Regions from separate parts of the Mus musculus genome. Here regions 2, 3, 4, 5, 6 and 7 are each linked to region 1. The links are chromatin loops, found by intact Hi-C in ENCODE. Cell type or tissue: left cerebral cortex. All regions are shown on one strand.

Region 1 (4,000 bases):
AATTCATTCTCTCCTCCCTCTGTCTCGCGGATCGAGAACCTTAACTCACGCCCCTACTCTTTTATGCCCATTTCCAGTTACTCATCTCCGCATGCGGGAGCGATGCCCACACGCTGTCCAAACCGTGGCTGCACCGCTTCTTTATTTTTCTGGAAATGCTAAAAAAGTTCCACGTGCCTCTGTCCACTAAGCTCCCTCCCTTCCCTTCACACTTACACCTGAACTTGTCTCCAGCACTGCTGACACCCAGCTGGCACATTCTTTCGGAGAGGGAGGGCACGACTTTTCTCCTGAGCCTCTGACAAAGCGTGGGGTCTATATATGGTGGGGCGAGGGGGGACGCAGAATTCTCTACTTTGGATTGGTTTGTTTGTTTTAAATCTAGGGTGGGCAGATGAGGTGGGGGGCTGCAGCTACTACACACATACACGCGCGCGCGCGCGCGCACACACACACACACACACACACACACACATGCCCTGCTCTGTCAACAGCTCCCGTTGCCTGGTCCTGGCCACAACTCCCTCCTCTTTCCGTAGACGCTGAGTACCCGCTGGGCACCGCCACTGCCGGCGGTGGAGGCAGCACGAAGGACAGTAGACTTTCTCCCCCAGGGTCGGTTAAGCATTTTCCCCCACCTTCCTCTCTCCCAGCGGGACACCGACTGAAGACCGCCGTAGAAAACGGGCTCTGACGTCGCTGCCATCCTCGGTGGGGCATCTTAACCCCAGGTCTGGGACGGAAGCCTCCGAAGCGCACTGGCATCTCCGAGCATACAGACCAGAGCCCGAGTCCGTACCCTAAGCAGCTGCCTCTTTGCTCTGAGTCCCGGAGCTGCCAGGCTCCTCCCGGGAACAGTTGGGAAGGGAAGAGATCCAGCCAGCCATCGGGCTGGAGGAGAATGTGGAGGCCACCGCCTTGCCCCCTCTTTGGAAGTCTTTCCCTTCCAGTTAAAGTTGTGTGTTTTTCCCAGCCTGACCTGTTAGTGTCTTTACCATCACAAATCAATTACACATTTTTCATGACCCGCATTCACTCTTAATTCCGGGTGTGTTGTGGGGTGCGCTATAAATCAACCCCACTGCTTATCTTTCCGTGCTCTTTTCTTGCTGGGGGATTTCAATGCCCTCTCGAACCTCTAGGTTAAAAAAAAAAAAATGCTCCCTTCACCTCCTAGGCCGCAAAAGCCCGAAATTCAAAAGATTTTAAAAGAGAATCTTGCCACATGTAAATGTAAATAGGGTTGGGGGGTAAAGGGGGAGATCCACACAACTACTGCTTAGGTAGAAAAGAAACTGGGCGGCTACGGTTACTTTTCCACGCTGCCGTACCCCGCCTCCCAGCCCTCTCGCTCGGCAGGCAGCAATCGCCGAGACCGGAGAGTAAGGTCCGGGCGCGGGGGCTGGCGGAGAGCTCCGCGCTGGAGCGCTGCGCGCGCGGGCGGCCGGAGCACAAAGCTGCACCGAGCCGTCCGGCCACTGCACCTGGCCCCGGGCCGCCGCGGGCGCACAGGGCTCGGGCCAACACAATGCACCCGGGCCTAGGCCGGGGCAGCTGCGGCGCACGACCCTGGGACTTTCTAGTAAACAGATCTCGGACTCCCGGGCCCCACCCCCATCCCTTGCCCCGGGGCTTTGCCGCAGGCTTTCGCGGACAACCCCCTCCCCCTGCCGCCACCACCTTCCTGAGAAACCCGGCGGAGGAGGGGGCAGGGAGGTGGGGACCCCGAGAGGTCCGTGGCCGAGGGCTGGGGGGAAGGGAGAACAGGGGGCGAGATGGGGAGTGGGAAGAAGGACAGCTACGTAAAGAAATTCGCTCTCGCTTGTTGGGGGCTTCGGGGGAGACAAATCTGCTCTCCCCGGGTCCTCGAGTGTTCAGTCGGCCAACCTCAGGGTCGGCGGGGCCGCCGCGCTCCGCAGCCCCCGCGCCCTCGCACGCGCCTCTGACAAGGCACCTCTCACCCGGGCTCCGCTTTGTGTGTGCATTTTTTTTTCCCCTTCCTCTCGCGCCCGGCACCGGCCGCCTCCTCCCCCCTCCCCCGCCCTCCGCCTCCCTTCCCCGGGCGGATTACCTTTCCCGGGCTGCGCTCCGGGTCCCCGGGATGCCTTCAGCGCCCGGTGTGCGGGCGAGCCATCGCCAAGCAACCCGAGCCGGCTTGGAGCAGCGCTGGGGGCGGCAGGGGCGAGGGGCGCGGGCGGGCCAGAACCTTCGACCCCGGAGGTCCCCGCCGCCGATCCAGGGCCTGGGAGGGCAGCACAGGGGCGCGGTGCGAGCGGGACGCGGGGTCGCTGCGTGGGGAGGTGGAGAGGACCGGAGCAGCCTCGATCTGGGAAGAGAAGGAGCGAGGGGGCGAGGAGAGGCAGCGAGGGCGCGGCGAGCGAAGGGAGCGCGAGCGGTGCAGTGACAGGGACTGCCACTGGGGTCAAAGGAGCACAGCTCCAGGAAGCAGGGCCGCCCAGGCGCCGCTTGCTGTGAGCTCCCCGCTGGGACCCCGCGCCCTGCACGCCCCTGCCGTAGTTCCGGCCCACTCGAACCCCCCACCCACGCCCCGAGGCCGCGGGGTTTCCAGGAGAGGAGGGAGAGCGGAGGGCGAGGCCCGCAGGCTGCTGGTGCTCCCTGGGTCAAGCAGGCGGCAGGAAGCTGAGCTGCAAGTTCACCATCGTGTGTGATCAGCGTTAAAATGATAGGGGTCGGGGAGATGGGGGCGGGCCACTGAGCGCCAGGAAAATAAGGGAGCCCCCCAGATGGTCGTCTTCTGCAAAGAGAACACCAAGCCCCCGCCCCCCACTCATGAACCTGCCAGGCTCTGTCAGAGGTCCTGGCACAGCTCCAAAGCGCAGAACTCGCTGCAGGGGCAGGAGGAGCGACTGGGGCACTAAGATCTCACAAGAGGGGCGACCCCAGGGTCCCTCCACACTGCTGAACTGAGACTTTCCTATGGGGTATCAAGGCTTCCCTCTCCTAAACCCTCTCATAGAGCCAGAGGCACACACACCCCACTTTGGCTCTGTAATGTTGTTCCTGAGAAAGAAAAGGCCAACCCAGCTGGTGTTTTTTCACCTTCAAGAATTAAGACAGGTTCAGGATAAGAAGGTGAAGTCAGGCAAAGGCTTTAATTGTTTCCGCACCCACACCCCCGCGCCCCTTTGAATCACATTCTCCCTTTCCCAAAGACACGCTCTTCAAATAAATAAATAAATAAATAAATCGAAGTTACTCCAATTTTCTCTGCTACTTTGGAAACCTGGCGGGGAAGGGGAGCGGAACACTAGGATTTGTATGCAAAAGGAGGGCGGGGTAAGGATAGGAAAAGCCGCTGAAATGGTGGGACAGACGGCTTTTTAGAAAACTTGGTTGGCACGGCTGTCTGAAAGATGAGGTGGCCCTGTGATGTTATGCCACTGTCAGAGCCGAAGGATTTGGACGGCGACCAGATCTAATTCCTTTCTAGGAGTCAGATTCAAAAAAAAAAAAAAAAAAAAAAAAAAAAAAAGAAGAAGAAGAAGAAAGAAGAAAAGAAAAGAAAATCTGCATTCTCCGAAGGGAACACCAATGTATGTGCACGAGAGTGAAACCTGTGCTTTGTATACTACATGACAACTGACTAGACGTCCTGGCTGAAATTATATCCCCTAAAATTAAAAAGGAGCCGTTTCAACCTGGCCTGTAGCCTCTGTGCTGAGACTAATTGGTTTCCAAGGTCTGGAAAGGAAGGGAGAGAGGCAGAAGGAGCCCCTTATTTAAAGAAAAAAAAAAAAAAGATCAAACGGAATTCGCTTGAAAATATTTCCCTTTTACAATGGACTTTCCTGACACTTGAATTTTAAGTAGTCCATCTCTTCTGCTCAGGATGCAGAAATGAAGGGGAAATGGGCTTACTGATGTACTTTCATTGTATAGTGTGCCCAGAGTGTCAGTGCTTGCCTGATGGGCTGAGGGGAAAGGACAGTGCCTTCTCTGGCCAAGCACAAATCACAGCAAGTGACACTGACATTAAAGG
Region 2 (4,000 bases), 85 kb before region 1:
TGCCAACCTTTCTGTTTTATATGAAAAGTGTAAGCAGGGCAGCTGACAAATCTCCTGTTACTTGATGGCATTTTCTTTCTTTCTTTCTTTCTTTTTTTTTTCCTACAAGACTAGATTAATTTGGAAGGCTCCGCAGTCAAGCTTCAAGCTTCTTGGTATTCAAATAGCATCACTTTCAAATTGTCAGACAAAGAGGTGCCTGCCTTTATCCATTTTATTCAGATCAGGCCATCTAGGCCGACCCACTTGAATAAAGAGCGAGGCCAAATTCTGCTTTCCTAACATGGAAAGTTCTTGCTCTGTGGAACCCAAAGAACTAACTAGTGGAATTAGAATGTCCTGGGAACGATGGACAGGATTATTCTAGGTGGAATGAAAAGGTTACGTACTGTGGATATTGTTTTAAATGCACAGTTGGAAAGTTAATGTCAATGTGGTCTATAGCATTTTCATGTGTATATATAATAAATACATGTAATATACAAAAGTTTGCATTATGTTCATGTATATAGCTAAATGTACACATGTAATAAAATATATACGTTATGGTCAGAACACTTTGAACTAAAAAGAACAGGAGAGGTCAATTAGAGGTATAGCAACAATGCTACGTAAGTAGCAAATGAATGAATGAATGAATGAGTAAATAAAATATGGGATCCCAGCCATCAGTTGGGAGTACAGCTTCAGGTAATCAATAGCGGACCGATAAGCAACCAGAGACTGCATGTTGTGTCCCATTTACGGCTGAGTGTGTTAGCTCAGGCCTGCAATGCCAGCACTCAGGACACAGTTCCAGGCCAACCTGGGCTACAGAGTGTAACTCTGTCCTCCGAAAAAAACAGAGTGATAATAGGAAGGCCGATAGCCCCTCCCGGCTGCTGCACTGCTATCCTCCAAAGCAGACACTGTAAATCTGTCTGTTTCTCTTCAATTCTCAGGATGGCCAACCACACGGACAAACAAGGAGAAAGAAAGGAGCTCTTTGCTTCTTAGCCTCCACTTCCCCATCATTCCATCTAGGTTACAACTTATATTTCTAACAACTGGACTCTTTTTCATTTGTTTGCTTTGTTGTTGTTGGAGACAGGTTTTCTCTGTGTAGCCATTGCTGTTTTGGAACTCACTCTGTAGACCAGGCTGGCCTCGAACTCAGAGATCCAAGTGCCTGTGCCTCCCAAGTGCTGGAATTTAGTCATGTACCACCAACCGCCTGGCAACAACTGGACTCTAAACTAAACTCCTCTGCCCGTGAACACCTTGCTTTGATCTTCTTTCTTGGGCCATCAGTCCTCTATTTATGGAATCTTCTTTTGTTGTGAGTTTATATTTACCCATCCCAATGAAGTAAGAATAAGCAGCCATTGGCATGTAAACAGGTATGTATGCCTGCTGCAGACATGGTCCTAAGTGAATCAAGATGCTTCAGCATTTTGCTTTGAAACTTCTGGAAGGAGTCCAGATATGATAAATTCAACCTACAGATATGTCAAGTTTAGTTCTTAACTGAATTTTACTCTTAAAAGATGAACTAACATTTAGAAAGCAGAAGCTATCTCACACATGCACTCGTGCGCGCATGCGGGTACGCACACACACACACACACACACACACACACACACACATGTGTGCGCATGATTTCAGGGCTTCCCACCCTCTTCTGGAAAATGAGAAAATCCAGCAATGCTCACAAATTCTACAGTACTTCTTGCTCTCACCGCTGCTTCTGCTTGGCCCACATTGGCTCTGCCTGATGGGTCACTAGAGTTTTATACGGAATACACAACCCAAGGAATTCTGGCTTCTGTTTTTATTATCCTCCAATAGCTCTCGAAGGACACCACTTATAGCTGCCTGAGGGACAAAGCAAAGCTTCTTCTCAGTCCTCTCCTGGGCTGGTCTGACCACAGCGACAACACTGTCTCTGCAAATCTCCACCCTCTTGGCTGCTGATACTGTGCTTGCTAGACTCCCTTCTCTCGTGTCAAGCATCACCCCTCTCTTCTTCCTCTGATGTCTTTGCACCCTGTCTAACTTAGGACATCCTCCTTCACCCTCCCCGAATTTTCAGATAGTATCTAGTGCTGTCTTGCCATGCTTTTCAAATGTCTATTCTTAAGACTCAGTTTTAAGCCGGTAGCACATGGGCTGCAGAGGAGCATGGGGTTAAGAGCGGGGACTCCACAGGCTCCATTGTGCACTAGCTGTATGACTTTGAGCAGATGTCCTCTGCTCTCAGGGTGATGATGACAAATGCTGGCTGCATGGAGCACATGCATGTCAGCAAAAACAAGGTTACTACTGGTACTCCAGTGTTTAGTGTTGCTTTCTCTGTGTGACTCATCTTCCTATTGACTGAAGGCAATGGTTGTTGTCTTCATTCTAATGTCTATTAGCTGTGTTGTTGCTGCTGCTGCTGCTGCTGCTGGAAACTACCCCTCCCAACTGCCATCCAAGAAACCATTACTCATCCAGAGATCAGATCCCTCCCTGATGCCACACACAACCGTTACTCTCGAAGAATCTCAACAGAAGATGGAAACGGAAGCCTCTGAAAACTATAGCAGAATCTGACAACGACCCAAAATACCTGTAAGTAATATGAGAGTTATTAGGACCAATAAGGCGACTTTGTCTCAGGATAAAGAGAGGAAGCTCAGGAAGCCTGTAGCTTGTTCCCAGGGGTAAGGCAGACTGTCCCTAGAGGTCATCCTATCCCTGCCCTAACACACCACTTCTTTGCTTCTCTTGTCTAGCAGCCTATCTCTTGGACTTTCATTCACAAAGGAGTAAAATGGAGGATATCCAGATTCCATTCCTCTTATCAGCTTTTACTCCCTTGAAGTGTCTCTGATTTCTTTCTAGAGCCTTCCGGGTGGATGCCCTTATGTGGGTGTGTAGCCAAGAACAAAGAATCAGCCTTGAAGTGTCTCTGATTTCTTTCTAGAGCCTTCTGGGTGGATGCCCTTATGTGGGTGTGTAGCCAAGAACAAAGAATCAGCCTTGAAGTGTCTCTGATTTCTTTCTAGAGCCTTCCGGGTGGATGCCCTTATGTGGGTGTGTAGCCAAGAACAAAGAATCAGCCTTGAAGTGTCTCTGATTTCTTTCTAGAGCCTTCTGGGTGGATGCCCTTATGTGGGTGTGTAGCCAAGAACAAAGAATCAGCCTTGAAGTGTCTCTGATTTCTTTCTAGAGCCTTCCGGGTGGATGCCCTTATGTGGGTGTGTAGCCAAGAACAAAGAATCAGCCTTGAAGTGTCTCTGATGACTTTCTAGAGCCTTCCGGGTGGATGCCCTTATGTGGGTGTGTAGCCAAGAACAAAGAATCAGCCTTGAAGTGTCTCTGATTTCTTTCTAGAGCCTTCTGGGTGGATGCCCTTATGTGGGTATGTAGCCAAGAACAAAGAATCAGCCTTGAAGTGTCTCTGATTTCATCTAGAGCCTTCTGGGTGGATGCCCTTATGTGGGTGTGTAGCCAAGAAAAAGAATCAGCCTTGAAGTGTCTCTGATTTCTTTCTAGAGCCTTCCGGGTGGATGCCCTTATGTGGGTGTGTAGCCAAGAACAAAGAATCAGCCTTGAAGTGTCTCTGATTTCATCTAGAGCCTTCTGGGTGGATGCCCTTATGTGGGTGTGTAGCCAAGAACAAAGAATCAGCCTTGAAGTGTCTCTCATGTCTTTCTAGAGCCTTCCGGGTGGATGCCCTTATGTGGGTGTGTAGCCAAGAACAAAGAATCAGCCTTGAAGTGTCTCTGATGTCTTTCTAGAGCCTTCTGGGTGGATGCCCTTATGTGGGTGTGTAGCCAAGAACAAAGAATCAGCCTTGAAGTGTCTCTGATTTCATCTAGAGCCTTCTGGGTGGATGCCCTTATGTGGGTGTGTAGCCAAGAACAAAGAATCAGCCTTGAAGTGTCTCTGATTTCATCTAGAGCCTTCTGGGTGGATGCCCTTATGTGGGTGTGTAGCCAAGAACAAAGAATCAGCCTTGAAGTGTCTCTGATG
Region 3 (4,000 bases), 150 kb before region 1:
TTCGTCGTTACTGCTGTTACTACAGTGCTTAGAAAAACAGCATGACACATCACTGATCAGAAAGATTAAGTGACAGGGTGCAGCCTGCCTGCCCCCTGCTCTGACCTCGACTGGCATGGGGTCACTTACATTCAGTTTCTAGAGTATTTTATAGCCATTGAATTTACTCAACCAAGGTTTCATTTTCATTTTTAATGCCTTAAAGGATGATGAAATAATAAATGTTCTATATAATGTCATAGTGAAATAATTTAACCAGAAAATTATTTAAATTCACTATCTTTTCACTCTGAAGCATAACTCATGAAAGTCACTCTCATTTCAAATTTGACTTTTGTTTTTTTTTAAATCCCATTGTGCCGCTCATTCAGTTCCAATCTACTCAGAAAATTAAGCACAACCTATCAATTTCTGGGTAGCCTTTCATTAGCCAAAAGCAAAACCAGGCCAATCGCTTTGAGGTGTTTTAGAACTGCTGATGGATTGAAGCAATCTTACAAACACAAACGTTTGCTTTTTCTGATACTCGGGCCTATTCATTCTGATTTCTAAGCCATTTGGCATGAAAACGGTTTCTCTGTTTTATAAATAGAATATTTTTTTCAGGGTTTTCTAGAGGTGTCTGCTAAAAATAAACAGGGCTCTAGTTTATTTCTTTATAGCTTTCAAAACCAAAACAAACTAAAACACCAGGGCGTAACTGAATGTGCTGTATTTAAGTTTTGAAAGGTATCTTTATGTGAGCAAGGTTTAAGTTCTTGGAATGCAATTCTGCAGAAATTAGATTTTACATAGGCTTTCCTATGTGAAGTAAGAACACCACGGTGTTGGCTTTGTTTCTTGGGAGCCTCAGAATGAACGCAACTGAGCTTAGCTGTCCCTTCACTGAAAAATACATGTTTTCTTTTTCAAGACAATTACTATGAAAATACATTAGTATTCTTGATACATAAACCCTCAGTTATTTGCTCACGAACTAATGCCATTATAGTGAAGAGGAACCTGCTGCTCCTGCCCCACGTTGGGAACTATATGAAGTTATTGTTAGGTTGCTGGGTTGCAAGGTAAATGTCATAACTCAGCAACAACTCCATGTTCCCATTCCAGCTCCAAGGAGCCGCTTGGCTTCAATGACAACTCACAGGCCAGGACAGCAAAGCAAAGGTGGGAAATGGCTTTGGGTTTTTAGGTCTAGAAACTAGGCCAGAAGCCTCCTTGCACAGGTGGCACACACGTTCCCAGGGTGTGAATCAGTGGTGAATGGGGCATGAACACAGGGTAGGGTGAGGTAAGAGGTTTCTTGGTGCACTGTCACATGGCAATCTTGCCACACTGACACATTATATCTGATCTCCTGAGACTGTTCTGGATCTTAAAGGATTCTATGGTTAAGTAAGTCTGAGAGGCACAGTCAGTGGTTTTCAGCTCCAGGCTGTACCAGAAAGGGAAAGCTACCACAGAGACTCTTCCTTCCACAGGAAGAAACCTGCTCAACCTGATCTATCTGAACATGGTCCAAACAATTAGGACTCTATAAGCCATGCCCTGCTCTTAAAATAATGTCTGCTCTTATTCCGTGGTGTTTATGTAAAGCTGGCAGCGTGCCTGGGTAGGGTTCTGCGCACGTTTCTGCTGCACAGGACCCCATTTGATACAGAGGACCTACAGTAGACACAAAGTTTCACTTTACGGAGGAGAAAGCTGAAGCAACAAGAGATGAAAGGTTCCCAAGGTCAAACCCAGGTCAATGCTTACCCTCCATGCCAAAACAAACCGGAGTCAGGCACAATCTCTCTCAGCCCCAGTTTAGGAAGTATAGTCCAAATAGTAGCCCCGCCTGCTCCAGGTGGGTCCTCTCCTCGTTCTCTTCTCACATTGCTCCCTCCTCATGTCACAAGCTAAACCTGGACATTTCCAAGACTTAAAAGTTTTCTCCTTTTGCACTAGAGAGTGACAAATTGGAAGGGCTTTGCAGGAGATGCAGGTCCACTTGTCCTGGGCAATATGTTTTCTACTGCCATTATAACAACGCTGCAGGAGTGGAGAGGCTTGAAATAATACAGCTGGTTTATCTGACAGTTCTTGATACTCCCAGAGCAGCCTGCTTCTGGGGACTTAAGGGGGAAGTCACTTTCTCCCCTACTTCCAGAAAAAGAACCGGGGGCTCCCTGGTCCAGCCTCCCTCTAACCTGTGTTCACAGTTCTGTTTCTCACTTTGACCCTCCAGCCAACCCCCAACTAGGATCTTATGATCACATAGGCTCACCCAAATAATCCAGGGCGGACTTCCTGTGTCCTGTAGCTTAACCGAACCACATCGGCAAATCTCCTTTGCCAAGGGAGGGAATGTTCACAGGCGTGAGGGATGGGGGTGTGGCTATCCTAGAAAACGACTACTGTTCTGCATCCCACAGCAGTGCTGGGCTGTGGGAGATGAAAAGGAGGAGGGCCTGGGCTTGGCCATCAGTGGGGGAGAGGCGATGGTCATGCTTCTGGGGCACCCAGCTGCCACTGCAGGGGGTGCCCCCTTCCTCACCTGTTCCTATTGCCATCACAGATCAGCTACCATCTCGGTGCATGCAGGCGTGAGGTAGAACAGGAGCCAGGTTATCCTTCTCCAGCGTTTACCACTGGGGCTATATAAGTCCATGCTGGGAACACCCAAGTTCATCACCACTACGGTTTATCACCGGAACTAATGATATTTCCTTGAAGACGGTGGGGAATTGACTTATATCACACTTGTATTAATGTGAGCAAGTTTTGTTTGAAAACAGAATTCCTTAAATCGCTTTGGTTCTCAGAGTGAACCTCTGTGATAACACAGCCTAGCGCTAACAGTAACATGACAAATACCTATCCAGTACTCAGCATCCGGAACCCAGAACAATCCTACTGACGTCACTCCTGCACCCTGCTGTCGCTCATGGCCATCCCAGTCACCTTCAGGGTGCTTTGAACATCTGAGCAGTGAGATATGGGAGGCTTATGGGTCTTGATGGGAAACATCTACTTCACTGGCAAAGCTGGGTCCATACTCACACTTGTGTCTAGAGCCCAGCATCAGCTTGCTACTTCTCTGCTGACTGTGCCACCACGGAACCTTGCAGGCCACCAGGGTAGGTCAGAATCGGGAGGTGAGTCAGGGCGAGGATGAGTTGTGAGCAGACTCCTCAGGAAGGCTTATCCGTGGGCTTCTGAAGTTACTAATTTTATAGAGGATAAATTTCTGCTGCTTCTGTGGTTGGTGCAGAGGTTTTGATGAGGGGAACAGAAGTTTGTTCTCTGATTTCTGGGTTATTATGTCTCCGGGCCCTGGTTCTCTCCATTCACCCTTCCCTTCTATCTGATGACCCACTCTCTCAGTGTGAAAGGGCCACAGATTACCCAGGGTTTCATGTGAACCAGGCTAGACTTGAACTCACTATGTATCTGAAAGTGACTTTGGATCTTTCATATTTCTGCCTGCTCCTGCCAGGTGCTAGGATTATACACATGTACCACACAAGCACAAACCATGCTTATGTAGTGCAGGGGATCAAACTCAGGGGCTCCTGTGGGCTAGGAAAGCTTGCTACCAATTGAGCTACATCTGCAGTTCCCCCAAACTTTATTCTTTAAGCTTTTTACTGAAAATTTTAACAATTAATATTATGTACTTTATTATAAAATTTTGGAAGTAGGAAAAAAAAAAGAAAGAAAGAAAGAAAGAAGAAAGAACCAGACCGGAAACCTATGCTCCGTGATAAACATCTATACATTTAGAATAGCCATTCTGTCGCATGGCGTGCCACACAGGATGTGACACTTACACTATTGTGGTGGTTTGAATATGCTTGGCCCAGGAGGGTCACTATTTGGAGGTGTGGCCTTGTTGGAATAGGTGGGGTCACTGTGGGTGTGGGCTTTAAGACCTTTGTCCTAGCTGTCTGGAAGCCAGTCTTCTCCTAGCAGTCTTCAGATGAAGATATAGAACTCTCAGTTCCTCCTGCACCATGCC
Region 4 (4,000 bases), 180 kb after region 1:
TTAAGGCAAAATTCTGAGGTAGCAGAGATTAGAACTTTCATGGAATTTTGTGGGTGCACAGAGCATGCCTAATAATTGAGATCAGGGTTGGAAGGGCTTTGGGTGGAATAATAATTTTGATTTTGAAAAACATAGTGGAATAAAGGCTTTTAAGGACTGCAATGACAAAATTAGAGAGTTTGGCTAGTAACGTTGACACAGCAAGAAGTAATCAATGAAATTTATCATGAACAACAGGTAGAAGGTTGATATCCTGTCTATGCAAGAAACACCATTTAAGGAATGGCTGTTGGCCCTGTGCTAGAACAAATGTTGTAGGTTACCCTTGCCCAGGATGCTTCCCATTTCTCATTTCTGGAGTACAAACATGTTACAGTATTCATGTGGTGGTCATATGGCAAGCTGCTGAAGTCAGTTCTCCTCTAACCATGCAGGTCCTGCAGATCCAACTCAGGTCATAAGATTTGATAGTAAGCACCCTTTACCCACTGAGATATCTTGCTAATCCATTATTTATTATTATCATTATTATTATTATTATTTTGCCATCAAGTTGAACTAAAAAATTAAATGCCCCACGTGGGGTGCAGGAGTGAAGCAGGAAACCAGAGTCTGGTCAGTAAGAAGGGTCCAGCACTGGAATATAGGGCCCAATGTGGACCTGAGGTCTGGGATTTGTACTTAAAAGCCATGTGAGAGGAGGGGAGGTAGAGCCACACCCAAGAGTTCAAGGGCCTGGAAGGATCCAACTTATAAAAGGGGAAAACTCTAAGCCCTTATTCTGGAAACCCTCAAAAGCAGGATGACTGCTCAGAATGTGGATGGGGGAGGTGGGGATATAGCGACAAATGACAACATGAAATACTCTCTGTACATGGAATGTCTGAATTGATGGGACTGGAGATGTAGTTCAATGGTAGAGTGTCTCTCTAGCATGTGGAAAAACCCCTAGTTTGAGCCTCAGTACTCACTCCCTCTGAAAAATCTAAATTTATTTCCCTCATCTGGCAAGGAAGCCCAAACCAAATATTAACTCAACATTTATTCCAGAACCTGAAACTCTACTATTAAAACGACTAAAGTATATAAAGTAAGAAAGAGAAAAATAAATAAGAAAATTTGATTTCCACACATTTGAACAATAGTGAAGTATGAAGAAATTGGAAGAAAATTCACTCTTAAAAGGAAAAAAAAATGTTCCCTATTCCAAAGAACATATAAAATGTTTCAAGTTTTAAAGAATCTAAGTGACATGAAGAATGACTTCCAAATACTATAGACTAATTATTTTTGCAGGGTTTTAGAAAGGAAGAGATAGCCAGGCAAAGATGGCACACACCTTTAATCCCACCACATGAGAGGCAGAGGCAGACAGGTGGATCTCTGGGAGTTCAAGGCAAGCCTGGTCTACAGAGAAAGTTCCAGAACAGCCAGGACTGCACAAGGAAACTCAGCTTTGAAAAACAAACAAACAAACAAACAAAACAAAAACAAGAAGGGAAGCTATAGAACTAATACAAATATTCAGGAGTGTGTGTGTGTGCGTGCTTGTGTAAGGATGTGTGTTCACTTATGCATATGCATGTACACATATGCACTCATGTAGGAGACATGATGCTTATTTTCCAAAGCCCAATGTCAATATATCTTTCCTAAATATAGGAGTCTGAAGAGACGGCATATGTGTATTGTTTAAAAGTGGGGAGTGTGGTAGCGCAGCAGAGGATTTCAGCTGGAGAGTGGAAAGGGGTGACTAGAGGCTTTGGAGTTGCTCTGCTGCTATTTCTAGACACTTGTCCCTTCCTTCATCCTCAGAATTCCTGGTGATTTTAAAGCAGATGGCATGAGACTACACCATCTGTTCCCTCTCTGTCATAGTCGCCTGTCCCCCACTCACCTCCCAGTCTCTGGAGATTTTACACCCACTTACTGTCCCTCTTGCTCTCTCCTGTTACTTCTACCATTATCCCTGGGAACTTCAGTATTCATGTCCTGCCTCATTACCTCCTACAACGTTTGTAAATTTTAAGATATTTATTTATCTTCTGTGTTTGGGTGGAAGTGCACGTGAGCCATGGCTCAAGTGTGGCAATCAAAGGACAACCTGTGAGGGTTGGTTCTTTTTCCACGAGTGCCAAGGACTGAGCTCAGTTCACCAGGCTTGGCTTTGGGTGCCTTTAACTACTGAGCTATCTTGTTAGCAGGAGACGAGATCTATAGCCTTTCCTCCATGGTGACTCTAGAGGTCTTGAAACTTACTCCTTCCAAAAGCTCTAATGTCAAGTACCTCTCAAAACATCAGAATCTTAATCGGAGTACTTACCTTAATTATCCAGTTTACTTTACCAAACCCTCTGCATTCCAGCTGCTTCCAATGCCTCTTATCAATCTTTGGTCTCATTTTCCTTTTTATTCAAACTAGGTCAATAGTTGACAGCTATGAAAACTCTTGTCTACCTATATGCCTATGTGCTTATATATATGCGTGTGTGTGTGTGTGTGTGTGTGTGTGTGTGTGTGTGTATGTATGCATCCATTCATCCACTCAAGCAACCATCCATCCATCCTTATACCTATCATCTATCCATCTATTCATCCAACCATCCATCCATCCATCCATCCATTCTCTTACCTTCTTTGTCCTTTCCTCTTTCTTTTTCTCTTCTCCTCTTAAAACTCAGACCAAATTTGAAATCTGAGCATTCAAATAGAGCTGTAGGCAAAACAAAAGTTAATAAAACAAATCCATGAGACTATAAAAAATAGTTTTCCTTTCTGTTTATATCCCTGATGACAAGAGAGTCTCCAGTACAGCTTGGAAATCCTGCCACACTGCATCACTCAATTTGCTTTTCTTTCCACTAAGATCATGATTCCAACTTTTCCCTCCACTTTCACTTTCAGCAAATCAGGAACAACAAGCAAAAGAGAAAACTGCTGTTCAAATCCTAGTCTTCCTGGCCACCACCTCCGTGACCACTGAGCTCAGTTTCCTTGTCTGGATCAGGAGGAAGATAAAAACAAGCCTCTAGATAGGAATAGTCAAGATCTATGTCCTATTAATAGAATGCTAGCACAACAGAGAGAAATATCTCTTATTCCATCACCAAAGCTTCCACTCTACCTGCAGGTACACCCAACGGCCCCACTTCCCCTTCTGAGACATGCACCTGATCTACCAGCCCCTTACATGTTTATCTATAGCTTTGCCTTCCACACTTGCACAATGATAAGTCTCTTCTATCCAAGGATAGGCCCTCTTCTCTATTCAATGACTTTGTTTTTGCAATTATCTCCTCTCTATAAAATCTCCTTTATATGTTCTGCTCACTAGATCATTACAACAGACAAACATTCTAGTATATATACTACCTTAAAAGTCTTGCTCTGAGGTTCCGATTCTCTTTTCACTCCTCTGGTTGCTTATGTAGGGACAGTCTTGGAAAGAGTCAAGTTTGCTTTTCTTTGCCTCACTCATTCAAACTCCCACAGCATCTCTTGCAAAGGTTCATCCTTCCCAGCACTCAGATGATGTCTCCATCTTCCTTCATGAACTAGCTGAGAAGCACCATTCTCCTAAGATCCAAGACCTCCTCTGATGTTTTCATTTCCTTAAGTTGTCTAAACAAATGCAACAGACTGGGCAGCCACTGGGGCAGCAGAAGTGTGTTCTCTCACAGTAGTGGGAGCTGAGAAGTCAAGATGAGGTGGTGGCCAGTTCTTTTCCTGATGAGGACTTACTTCCTGATGGCCACCTTCCACTGTGCCCCTACATGTCTTTTATTTGAAGAGAGGACAAACTCTCTTTTCCTCTTATTTGAAAGCTACAGCTTCTGTGGAAGTAGACGCTGCTCACAGATCCTTGCTTAGTCTTAATCATACCCCCAAAGTCTTCCATTCTAAAGTTCTTACTCTAGTCACACAGAGGGTACGCTTCAATACACAATGCTTCTAGGAGGACAGCTCAGTTCATTTCTGCTCTCTAGAGCACAGCACATTT
Region 5 (4,000 bases), 270 kb before region 1:
TCAATTGCTTGCCACTGTTTGCCGAGGTTCTGTGACTAGCTGGCCCTGGAGCTTGCTGATTGGACTGTTGGAGCTAGCCAGCTTGCTCAGGGTCACCAGGCCTCCCCTCAGCTCTGCGGTTGCAGGTGCTGGAAACCCAAACCCATCCTCACTTGAGCAGCATGCACCTTAGCCTCTGAGCCATCTTGCCACTGAAAAGAATACTTCTGTTATTTGCTATAGATTTTTGTTGGATGGTTAACAAGAACATTTGAGTCTTTGAAAAGGTTTTATTCATAAATCCATATCCTAATCTATGATCACACCCATCTCACCTCCAAGGAGTTAATTAAAAGTTGCACTGCAGATCAAGGGTGTGTGCGTACCCGGACTGTAAAGCTTTCTGTAAAGCTTTGCTTTGCATTTGACTTGTGGCCACTCTGGGAAAAGCTTATGCTGCTTACTGGAAATTAATAGGACACCTTAGTTTCTGCTGACATCTGCTGGTGTCTGAAAATAAACATCACAGACCCAACACCTTACAAACCTGGGAGCCAAACAACCCTCTTGTTGTGTAAAGTGGTTGTATTCGGAATTGCCACAGTGATGCAAAACAATCTAGTTTTTAGAAACTAAATGAATACATTTTGGGAGTGAGTGCCATGGGATGGAGGTCAGGGGACACCTGGGTCCCCTTCTCTTCTCCCACCCTTCCATGGATCCTGTGGGTCCAGCTCAGGACACCAGGCTCTTGCCAGATGAGCCATCTTCCACTTTTCTGGTTGGTAATGTTGCCAGAGTCTTTGTGGAATAAGCACCCCAATACCAGTGAGAGGGGGAGAGATGTTAGTTACTGCTGGGTGAGAAGCAGGCTTGCTCCTGAAAGGCCTTGGTATTGGGTCCAGCTTACATTACTCTAAAACCATGGGCAAGATTTTACAGAAGTGGAAGTAGCAGTCAGAAGCAGTCATGGTTTGCAGCCCACCCACTGTTTGAAGCGCTTCTCCAGGATGTTCTGTTTCAGGTAGCAAGTGAAGTCAGGCTTGGCAACAGTGCTTTCAGTCACTAAGTAGATTAATAAATAAACAGCTAATAGTTGGCCTTTGCCTTATACTACTTCACTAAGAGTTACTATCGTTTATATTGAGACATCTAGTCAATTATATAACACACAAAATTGAATCTGCTTCTCTGGAGAACAGTAGCTGACAGTAACCCAATTAACATCTATCCCAAATTAGTTCCCAGTAAGACCCTAGCTTAAAATGTAAGTAAAAATAAACCCTTACTAGATTTTCTTTTATACAACAATGTAGGAAGCACATATTGTGGTGACCTCTAGCCATAAAGTTATTTCGATTATGAATCATAATGTAAATATCTGAAGTGCTGGATGTGTGATAGACCCACAAGTTTGAGAACCACTGCTCTAGAAGTTTTGATCCAATCTGACTGACCCAAGTGTGGCTGTTCCAAGTTTCCTTTCTTACCACTTCAAGATTCACTTATACCTGCGCACTGTGATGCCTGCAGGAACCCCCACCCCATCCCCCAACACCTGCATCTGGGTTTATGAAGAGGAAACATTTTGACTTCATTCTCTTACATTGAGAAAGTTGCCAGGCATTAAGTCGGGGATCAGGGATTTCAGCCAAGTCCCTACATCTCACCCTCTATTTTGCATAATACGGGGAAAATGCCTTTCACTATATCAGGTCAAAAAAGAAAGATTTGATGTACATGCCCTGGCTTAAAAATCATTGCCTGCTACAATGAATGGATGGATGGATGAATGAATGAATGAATGAATGAATGAATGAAACAAAATACAATAAAATAAAGAATGGCAGCTTCTGAAAATGCCCACCAGGTGGGGCTGGAGCGATGGCCAGCGGCTGCTCACGAACACTGGCTGTTCTTCCGGAGGACTGGGACTGTGTTTCCATCACCCACATGGTGGCTCGGCTGGCAACTGTAACTCAAGTTTTAGGGGTCCAGAAGAGAACATCAGGTCCCCAGGAACTGGGGTTACAGATAATTGTGACTTTCCACGTGGGAGCTGGAAACCCTGGCTCTCTGGAATAGCAACAAACGAGCTTAATTGATCCAGCCCTTCCGGGCTTGTTTGATTTTTACGTGAGTTTTAGGGATTGAATTCATCTCCCAGGCCCCTTTTTTATTAGCTTTATCTTGAGCACATCAGCGGTAGTTCAGTGGTGGTTTCCAGGCCCTGTGTCAGTCCTCTTTCATGTTAACACTTCCTTTCGTTCTCGAGAAGCCTTGATTCTACTCTCAGCCCATATGGCTCAGATGGGTTCCCTTTAGTGCATCTAGTGTGCATTACAAAGCCTGGCCCGGCAAGGGTATAACATCGAATACCACTTGAAGCCAGGGTGAACTTGATAAAAGTGAACACATGACTAGCCAGGCTGCTCAGAGCCAGTGAATGGTCAGTCTTCTGGCTAACTAGGATACATGCTCTTTTTCCAGAGGAATGTTCAACTTCCACGAGACTGGGCTTTGCATTGGCTAAAACTCAGTTCTAAGTCAGATGAACAGCAATGTTTTAATAGCTCAGGCTGATTAATTAGCTTCTTGGGCAATTAAAAGTATATCATTTGCTCCGGTTTGTGATTTATTAACACAGTTCTAGAAAATTACACTGAAGCGTCAACAGCTCACACGTTCTTCCCTCTGTCCTTGTCACATCTCCTTGAAATAATACAGATGGACGCAGTGGAGTACAGGATAGGCAAGGTAGGCAAGGCTGAGTGTCTGGACCCAGCTGTCTGAAGCTGAGCCTGGCACTGCTGTGTGGCACTGCTGTGTTCATTGTCTCCTTTGGCACCTTGGCCATCCAGCATTTGAATACAAGGCACAGGCCGAAGGAAAGCCAATTCTGAGCATTCCCATGGAGTTCAAGTGCAGAGTGGCCTGGTTAAACACACACCCTTTGGGGGGCATTCATATATTTTAGGAAAGGAAAACAAACAGCTATGACTTTCCACCCAAGTCTTCATTCTTACCCTAAATCTTGGTCAAATCTTCTCCGATCTTAATTTGACCTCTTTTATGCAAATGTAGCGTGACCTGGAGTCATTTACCCTGAGTGACTATAGCGCTGCAACAACACTAAGACACCTGCAGAAAAGCTATCCAATATTAGTGTTTTTCTTGGCCCTGCTTCTGAAGCACTGGGCATGTTTGAAATTGTTTGCATGCTCACGGTGATCTCTCCATAACCCTGTGCTTCACAGCCAAAGCTCAGTCCGAAGTCCAAGGAGCAGGAATATTTAATGGCTCCATCTGAATTAATGAACTTCTCAGGAAACTAATCGTGTATCATGGACTCAAGTTTGTGATGTATGATCCAAGGCCAGCAAAACTAATGGCAGCCCCAGCAGCTCACATTCCTCTTGCCTCTGTCCCTACAGCTGCTTAGGTCTGAGACATTGACAATGGCAATCCGAAGATGTGGCTCTTACCAAACCAAAGGGAACTCTGCAAAGTGCAACGTGTTATATGTCATTTCCAATACTAATCCTGCCAAAAAGTCAAATGTTCATGGTGTCTCAGAAAGCAGACCGTACTTAATATCCACGGTAGGGATGTTTATATGTTTTAGTCTTCTAGTATGTATAATGTGCTTTTACACTGCCCTCCCCATTTCAGGTTTTTGAGATTAAAGCCACAACATCAACACAGTTCTCATCCCAAAGGAAGTAAGAGATGGTTTATTCTAGAGTCAAGGATGGATGACCTTGACCCAGGGATTCGGATGTAGATTAGCCCGAAGGCCAGGTTTAAACAGGTTATGAAGCTTTTATAGGTACTGACAAAGAAAACCATAAACTGCTTTTCAAATGCATTAGCAGAAACGCCAGGTAAGTCATTTGCAGCAAAGTTGAGGAGCCTCTCCAGGCTTCAAATGAGACCCAATGACAATCTTAACCTCTGGATCAGGCTGATTGTGGTGTGGGGTCTGTTTGTACATTCCAACAGCACTTACCTAATGCAAGGT
Region 6 (4,000 bases), 170 kb before region 1:
CCAGCCCAGGCTGCCTGCTGGAGAGGGTGAGGCCATGGAAAATGCACGTAGTCCATCCCTGTGTTCTTACCTTCGTGAATCCCACCGAACACATGGAGCTTGGGCCGAATGCGCCTCTGGACTGTGTTTAAGAGCTCCACGCAGCCCACCCTTTGAAGTTCCTTTGGAACCCAGTCTCGAAAACCTAAGGGCAGAGTGCAATCAATACTCTTAATTTTCCTTCTTCAGGTAAGGTTTCATGCCGACTTTCAGGAAACCATAACTCATCAGAAAGTTTATTATGTTATCTGTAATCCCAGCCTCCCCATTAAGCTCAGAATGGCTTTTAAGGAACGTTCACTCATCGTTTTGTCTTCTTTGGATTCTTGATTAATTTTTTTTTTTTTTTTTTTGGTTTCCATTTTTTCCCCCTTTCCCGTTAATTAACATTCTTTTTTCTGCAAGAAGTTTGATTTATTCAGCCACAGGTTTCGAATCTTCTCCATAAGATCAATGGCATTTATTCCCGGCAGCCCCATAACAGCTCTTCCCCACTCGATTCTGCTGCTTCCTCTTCTTCAAAAGTCTTTCTTGTACGTAGACGTACTGGTTTATTCTCATGACAGCTCACAGAGAGGAGATGTGGAAGAGCTGCCTGGGAACTGGCCACAGGATGCCTTCATCTGCTTAGAGACACCACTCTTAACCCTTGCTGGTTCCTGGCAACCAAAGATTTGGAATACCCAGTAGCTTCTCCAATCCTCTTTAGCAATGGACAATGTGACCTTATGGTGGCATCCAGCAAGCTTGGGCTAATTGACTGGTTTTAAAGTAAAAGCCACTTAGTCCTCTGCTTAATGCAGAAAATCTATAAAACACTGACATCAATTATAGCAAAAGTCAGCTATCTCGATTATGGCCTAAAATGGAATCCATACACCTCAGCAGGATGGGGCATGGAGAAGCCAGGTGGGACGAAAGGCTGCACCACAGTCTGTGGAAATCCATCCCACAGCTCCGTTAGGTACATTTACTGTTAGAAATGGCTGGGCAGGAAGGGACCGATTCCTGTTCTACTTGGCAGGGCAGGAGGCATGAATATTTCGTCTCTGTGAAGACAGGGTAGCTGGGGTGTGGGCAGTGGCTGGAGAGACTAGGAAGAGGATCAGATGAGAGTGAGTACCTAGCAAAAACCAAGCTAGGGTACACAAAGCTATGAAGAAAAGGGAACACTATGAATCCATAGAGATTAACATTATTACCTCGTGGGTGTGTTTCCTTGAAGGAAAACCACTTCACTGTGTCATGAGTACCTCAGATAACATCTTGCTGAGACTATTAATAGCAGACAGTAAATAGCACATATAACTTCCTTCACACTGAGAATTCAAGAATTCAAACTCTCCAGCCCCACCCCGAGCCTCAGCCCAGCACAGCATTTTCCAAAGAACCCCACACTTAAAGCTCTTTAAGTTGTGAAAGCTTTGTCTGACTTCTTACGAAGCTTCTGGGTGTGGACCTCCCTCTGATGTATGTACACCCTGGTTTATCTCACTTTTACTACGAAAACAGGGGCAGCAGCCTCCGTTGTAAGCTTTGCCAGGACGCCGGATTGTGTAGACTATTGTGTTGAGACTTTGCGATTACTATCACTTGCCTCATGCCAAAATGAATGACTTCATTGTGAACTGCCTGTTCTGTTTGAAGTCACGTTTGAAGGGACGCTCGAGTAATGGGGATGCTTCTGGGCTATAGCTATCAGGACTCCCACCATGAACTGCACCCAGCCAGGCTGCAGCTATCCAGGACCCTCACCATGAGTTGCCCCAGCCAGGCTGCACAGGTAGAGGAATCAAGATGACTAGAATGTTCCTGCAGTGCACTCTTGCTGAGTAAGTCACCCTAGCCAAAATATTCGGTAGGCAATGTTCTGATTAAATTAGTCTAAATAAGGAAGTAAATTGGTGATGATTAGATTAAGCTCTTTGGCAAATCCAGTCTTAGTGAATGCAGGAGAGGTGAAGCGCTTCAAAGAGAGAGGTGTGGGCATGGTGGTCCCATGTGTACCACACTGACGACAAAGAATTAGCCTTTCTTCCTGCTCCACCATCACTAACATGTGGCTCCGTGGCCTCAGCATGCATCCATTCCCCTTTCCATTGGTTCAGGAGACACGGATCCCTCCCTTTGTAAGGGAAAGAAAGCAGTGCTGAGTGGTTCTTAACAGGGGTGTCTACAAAGATTAAACATACACTGGGAATGAGCAATAAAATGCTTTCTTCTGCAGGCTGGTAGAGTGGAGGTTCATGCTTAATAAGGTAACAGCAACAAAAATCACCTCCAACCCAGTATGACCAAGAAAACTCTTATTAATACCATGCACTGCAATAAAGTAAAAAAAGGTATCCCCCCCCCCAAAAAAAAAGACCAAAACAAAGAAATATCAATGTGTGCATTCAAATGGAAATATTTGCATTTTCCGAGCTTGCTTAGTTGGAAGTGTCTGTACAAAGTAGATGGTGAGATCGCCGTGGTAGGTCCTGGCTCAAAATGTCCTGTAGCAAGCCGAACCAGTAACGGGTTCATCGATAATTAGGATCGAATTATTTAAATCAGATAACTATCTTCTGCCTGATAATCTGGGTCACTAGGGCGGTGGCTTTGACACCCAGAGATCACATAAGTCAGAATGCTGCCACAGTATGCCAGAAAAATACCTGTCGTAAGTCATTTTCAGGGCAAGTCCTTACTGAAAATATTTCATCTTAAAAAATTTTTTTCTCTCATATAATCATCTCAAATGTAAACCTTTAAAGATACCCCAGGCCCAGTGCTATGTGTGAAAGGAAAATGAGCTCCTTTGAACAAAAGTTTCTTTCATTTTCCTGCCATTCAAATGCCTAGGATTGGTAGGTCTCTGTCTCCTTCCGTGTCCCACCCTATCCCTTTACTGTAAAGCGAATACAGTTCTTAAAATAAATTAAAAGACTATGGTTTTCCATGCTCATTTGATTGATTTTTTCCCCCTGACTTGACTAGATGAAAAAAAAAATTAATTTCATGAACACCTGTAAGCCTAGCAGAACTGCTGAGTTTAATTTCCATACTGGGTTTCTTTAAAGTCACTGACTTTCTTTTTTGTATTCTTTTTTTTTTTTTTCTGAAGGAAAATCATTACATTGCGGAAGCATTGCTTGCTAGGCTGCGGGAGGGGAGCATTCTGTAATGACGAAAGCCCAACCTTTGCGTTTCTTACCTAGAGGAGGTCCGTGTGTCATGAGTATGTCGATGCCCTCAGGGATTAGGTTCCATTTGTCCAGCAGAGACTGGCCTCTGGGTAGGTTAAAGCCCCATCCATTAAACCACGGGGTCCTTTGGGAAGATAACACACACGGGTCAGGCCAGCAGAATGAGCCTCTGGACTGTCACATTTCTCGCGAGTATTCACCCACAGTTTGCGCTGCTCTCTTTTCCCTTTTGATGGTTGGCCCTGGCAGCGGGCTGCTTTTCTGTTGACTGCTTCAAAACCCATCCATTTGAAAGCAGGCATGGGGCCTACAGATTGTTCAACTAGAAAGGGGCATGGGAGCCACTACAGTGGAGACTTTCCCAGCAGGCTTCTATCAAAACTGTGACAAAAGCTTTGTCTTCCACTAAATCTCAGTGCTTTCCAAGATATCCAGCCCTGATCCCAGGATTCCCAGCCTCCCTTAGTGCTGCAGAGATGAGGAACGCCGGCCGTGCTTCCGACCCTCCCCCAGCACTGTACGGGTTTGGTGCAGAGGTCCTTGTTAAAGTCTCAGACAAAAGGACACTCGACTTTCCACTGTCCACTGAAGTGTCCTGAACAGTCTGGATGGAGGCTCTGAAAAGTGAAGGGGGTCACAGAAAACTCTTCCCGTCACCAAAGGGAGGATTCTGGGGACACCTCGATCTTTCTGGAATTTGCTTCCAGCAGCATCTTTGAGCGTCTTCCCAGATCTGCTTCTGCTTCAGGAGTGAGTTTCTGAAATGGAGACTA
Region 7 (4,000 bases), 260 kb after region 1:
CTGACCTTGTGATCCACAGGAGGACAGCTGTTAGGACAGGGAGATACGGTCTCATGTAACACGAGCAACGATGGAGGAAGCACTGGAGCTTGTGAAAGTGAGCTTAGTCAGCCATCAGAATCATAATAAATTCCTGTGATCTTAAGAGTTAAATTGTTTGGAAGGTTGAAAAAAATTTTTTTAAATGAAAATGGTAAATATTTTGCAAAGCACACAGGCAGCTGATGAAATGGCTTTTATTAAATCTCAAAGAAAGCAAAGACCTTTTTAAAAATTCTATTGGTCAGATAGATTCCTACAGAGAGGAAGGGCCACAGTTGAAAAATATGTTAAAAACTGTTGGTGACACTAACAGATGGTAAGAGTAATGTTACCAAGTCCATCACAACGGCTATAAGGACTTGTGTGACGTGGTTGTTCAGGGAGGAAAGAGAGAAAGCTTAACTCCAAATGTAAGCAGAAGTGGGACCAGAAGCAGGGAGTGGCTCTTGAATGGAAAATGAAACAGAGGAAACAGGAGGGATGAGGAAGAAACTTAACCCAACTCAACATCTCCTCATCAGAAACAGCAGGTAATCAGATGGACACTATCTAAACTGCCTTAGCAGAATTCTTGCTAGCATTAGACAGGCCAGAGATGAGCCTAGAAATCCAAATGGAAAAGGCAAGTTTTAAAACCACAGGAAAGCCAGAGGGAGCTAAGGTGGAGAAGAGAGCTTGTATCAGTTTCCTTTAATAGATATGTACCCACCGCGCCAGCTTTATTCTGGGACCACTTCCCTCTTCTCCCAGACTATTTGCATTTCCTGAAACCAGAAACTCTGGAGCTGGAAGAGGACACGGGACGGGACGGGGGTGGGGGGGTGGGGGGGTGGTACAGGGGGTTGTCTGGATGTCTGTAACTGGGGAAACTCTGAAATTGCACACTGGGAAGGGAGACTCCTCCTCCCTCCAGGATGAGACTCTTGACACTGTCATCTGAAAGGATAACTTTTTAAGTTTGGCGGTACAATTCTGTCACAGTGCTCTGGACTAAGATGCACCAGACCCTAGCACTTCCCACACTTTCCAAAAGGCAGTCAAGTTGCGGCTTCTTGCCTCTCCCTCCCTCCCACCCACCGTCTTCTATGTAACGGCACAGATTAAAGGCCCTTGCCAGATACTGACACCTTTCTATTGGACTTCCCTGCCTGCAAACCTGTGAGCCAATAAATCTCCATTCTAATAAATTTCTGATCATTATAAATTACCCAGCCTGTGATATTCTGTTTTAGCAGCACAAAAACAGGCTAAGACAAAGGTCTCCTTGTGTTTCTGAATCTGGCCCGGAATGACGCTCAGTGTCCGTTAAGATTTTAGATGCCCTTTGTGCCACATTTTCTAGTGGTTTATTTCTTCTCATCAGCCACACCAGCAACTGGATCTACCTGACGGGGTGCCACTACACCAGTGTTTCTATCTCGGGATACAATTTAGGAACCGTACTCTATCAGAAAGAGCAGCGGGATTCTATTAGCGCATCTCTTATCTAATACAGCAATGCAGCCACTTCACCAGCAAATTTTCCAGTTCACAAATGCTGAGAGTTTCAACACCATTACAACTATATAGTTCAATGCAATTTAAAACCCATTTTTAAAATCATGTAGTGGGTTGACCGCTAGCATACAGATCTGGCTTTCTGTGTGCTGAGACGCCACCTAGTGGGCTATATGGAGTGCGCAGGGAAAAAAACAACTGATCCTGGCATCTCCTTCCTTGTAACTTAAGGTCCAAGTGACAAAGCTTAGCCAGTAGAATCGCTTTGTTGAAAAGCACATTATTTGTCTGGCATAGGTTCAGCTTGCAGGGGACTGAAATTTGTAATTATCTTTAAATATTATGCCAAGGGAGAGTTAAAAGGACATCAGAAAATTGTGAGTTACAGTGGGTGTCATTGGAAAGAGAAACTGTTTTAGCTTGGTTTTTTTCTAAAGTGATCACGACTTGAAGTAAATAGAAAACCAAGATTTGAGAATTCAAAGCAGATGACAGTTTAAAAAGATATCCTTCAAACCCCTTTGAGTCTTCGGTAAATTAAATGCACATCAATGTGTAGTAAAGGCTGACTTTCCCACACTGTCGTTGGACCCTCCTCCGTAAGCAGAGAACCCACAGAATGAGGCTCACTCATGAGCCGCACTGCAAAGATCAGGCCCTGCGGAAGCAGAGAGAGAGGAACCACCTCAGAATGCTTCGCACTGGCTTTTCTCTGACTCCGTTTTCTGTGGCGGGCATAATAAACCTGAGTGTTGCCGGGCATGGTGGCACATGCCTTTAATCCCAGCACTCGGGAGGCAGAGGCAGGCGGATTTCTGAGTTCGAGGCCAGCCTGGTCTACAAAGTGAGTTCCAGGACAGCCAGGGCTATACAGAGAAACCCTGTCTCGAAAAACAAAACAAAACAACAACAACAACAACAACAAAACCAACCTGAGTGTTTTGTTATACTCTGCTGTGGGGGTGGGGGTGGGCATGCCCCCACTTTCCAGAACTGTCACAGAATTGTAAATAAATGTGGCAAAACAATTTGATTTAGGAATCTTAGTTAGCAAGCATTCTTTCTCTCTCCTCTAAGAGAATATTTTAGTCACATCTGCAATTAGATAGAGAGGTGGTCATTTTCCATGAACGATTCCAATCATTTTCCACAAAGCCATGAAAAACCAACCAACCAAACAAACAAACAAACCAAACTGGGGTCATCTGAAAGTATCTATGTCTACTAAACAGGAAAGTCAGTGCACATCCCAATTCAGCAGGTCCCCCAGGGTTGATTCAGTAGGGCCAGGTGGTAGGGACTGGGCTGAGTCTACAGTTTAATTTAAGGCACTAAATGAACTAGACTCTCAGACACATACCAACTCTCCTGTAGCTTTCTTGGCACCCTTAGTCAGGTATCAGCAAGACTTACAAACTATTTGACAAAAACCCAAGAGCACCATGGCTTCGAGTAACATGGAGTTAATAATGAAAGTTTAGTGGGACACTTCTTACTTACACCTAAGCGACTTGTGATGTAATTCCAGCTGAGATTCAGCAGAGCAAATCTGTATGAAAAACGTTACGTGCAACTGAAAGGATGGAGGCAAAAGAGCAGCACTGCCAATTATTGGACAGTTTACTGAAGGTCGATGCAATATTCATTAGAGCAGGTCAGAAGGATTAGGAGAAGGGAAATTGGGGGGAAGGAAAGAGGGAGGGAGACAGAGAAGGAAAGGGAAATCTAGGTGTTAATTGCATTAATCTACTAAGGAGTATAGAGAAGTGGTAGAGTGTGAGGTTTCAAGTCATATGAATCCCACTGTTAGCACCTACCCTCGGTAGGAGTTTGCATAGTGACTACATCTCCAAGCTCAGCCTCCTCACCTGTGAACAAGAGTAACAGGATCTCTGGGAGTGTTAGCATAATGTAATGCCCAAAGTATCACAACTCCTGGCATACAATGAGTTTTTAATTAGTACGGGCACCTACTTTCTCTCGTGACTTTTATAATGCTTATAATAAACTTTATTCGAATGTCTCTTGCTCTGCAAAACACATGAAATGTTAATACAAATGAAAGAAATATTAAAGAAAACTTCTATTATGAAGTCATGTTGTCCATGGACTGAGTGAATAGGTGTCTGCTTTAGAGAAAGGCTGCATTAGTCATCTAAAGACAGACGCCCTCGCTGGGAGAAGAAGAGCTAAGCTTGTCTGCTCAGCTCTGAAGGCAGGACTAATCTACTTCGATGAACAATAAGTCACATACTTTTCCGGTCTGGATGTGTGGCGTAATGTTCCTCTGCACTGTCAGAAGGTAAATCAGCCGCTGTGGGGAGGATGAAATGTGGTCACCGCTTCACCTCGGGGGAGGGGTGGTACATTGTCTTCATCGGCTGAACAGCTGGGTTGGATAAATGTTCTCTGCTCCTTCGTTCTGGAGACTCTGGTTCTAGGAAAGACGTGATAAAGAAAG

What was found. Peaks named below come from ENCODE experiments on the same cell type or tissue, not always from the same donor. Only the 100,000 strongest peaks of a DNase experiment are listed, where the experiment ranks them.
Region 2: a loop joins it to region 1, with 5 times the contacts of the local background. A loop is called at or near these places in 4 of 42 quality-filtered maps.
Region 3: it touches region 1 in a loop (2.2-fold over the local background); 4 of 42 quality-filtered maps call a loop at or near these places.
Region 4: a loop joins it to region 1, with 8 times the contacts of the local background. A loop is called at or near these places in 5 of 42 quality-filtered maps.
Region 5: a loop joins it to region 1, with 3 times the contacts of the local background. A loop is called at or near these places in 23 of 42 quality-filtered maps.
Region 6: it touches region 1 in a loop (2.1-fold over the local background); 6 of 42 quality-filtered maps call a loop at or near these places.
Region 7: a loop joins it to region 1, with 5 times the contacts of the local background. A loop is called at or near these places in 13 of 42 quality-filtered maps.

The regions. Positions count from the first base shown.
Region 1 is chr2:106,691,893-106,695,892 of GRCm38, reverse strand. It overlaps Mpped2 (metallophosphoesterase domain containing 2), which reads right to left and starts at 2,712. Exons shown (of 7, transcript NM_001143683.2): 1 at 2,072-2,712. In left cerebral cortex, CTCF peaks have their summits at 1,150 and 2,428; DNase peaks (open chromatin) are centred at 1,515, 1,826, 2,481, 3,190 and 3 more places; H3K4me3 peaks cover 3,299 bases; H3K27ac peaks cover 2,888 bases.
Region 2 is chr2:106,777,273-106,781,272 of GRCm38, reverse strand. All of the region lies in intron 3 of Mpped2 (metallophosphoesterase domain containing 2), which reads right to left. Among named protein-coding and RNA genes, the nearest start is that of C130023O10Rik, 39 kb to the left of the region's middle. In left cerebral cortex, no CTCF peak of the experiment used is centred here; DNase peaks (open chromatin) are centred at 216 and 1,537.
Region 3 is chr2:106,842,773-106,846,772 of GRCm38, reverse strand. All of the region lies in intron 4 of Mpped2 (metallophosphoesterase domain containing 2), which reads right to left. Among named protein-coding and RNA genes, the nearest start is that of C130023O10Rik, 27 kb to the right of the region's middle. In left cerebral cortex, no CTCF peak of the experiment used is centred here; no DNase peak of the experiment used is centred here.
Region 4 is chr2:106,515,295-106,519,294 of GRCm38, reverse strand. The region is part of intron 1 of Gm14015 (predicted gene 14015); the gene reads left to right. Among named protein-coding and RNA genes, the nearest start is that of Gm14015, 5.8 kb to the left of the region's middle. In left cerebral cortex, no CTCF peak of the experiment used is centred here; a DNase peak (open chromatin) is centred at 1,829; H3K27ac peaks cover 336 bases.
Region 5 is chr2:106,958,322-106,962,321 of GRCm38, reverse strand. It overlaps Gm39902 (a long non-coding RNA gene), which reads right to left. Exons shown (of 2, transcript XR_866636.2): 2 at 3,688-4,000. Among named protein-coding and RNA genes, the nearest start is that of Gm39902, 4.5 kb to the right of the region's middle. In left cerebral cortex, CTCF peaks have their summits at 501 (motif pointing left) and 1,849 (motif pointing right); a DNase peak (open chromatin) is centred at 1,867.
Region 6 is chr2:106,860,839-106,864,838 of GRCm38, reverse strand. Mpped2 (metallophosphoesterase domain containing 2) reads right to left here. Exons shown (of 7, transcript NM_001143683.2): 5 at 3,236-3,351; 6 at 71-184. Among named protein-coding and RNA genes, the nearest start is that of C130023O10Rik, 45 kb to the right of the region's middle. In left cerebral cortex, no CTCF peak of the experiment used is centred here; no DNase peak of the experiment used is centred here.
Region 7 is chr2:106,428,926-106,432,925 of GRCm38, reverse strand. It overlaps Gm46755 (a long non-coding RNA gene), which reads left to right and starts at 3,696. Exons shown (of 3, transcript XR_001783429.2): 1 at 3,696-3,841. Gm36036 (a long non-coding RNA gene) reads right to left here. Exons shown (of 4, transcript XR_374852.4): 4 at 2,630-3,976. In left cerebral cortex, a CTCF peak has its summit at 1,705 (motif pointing left); DNase peaks (open chromatin) are centred at 633, 1,088, 1,704 and 3,817; H3K4me3 peaks cover 400 bases.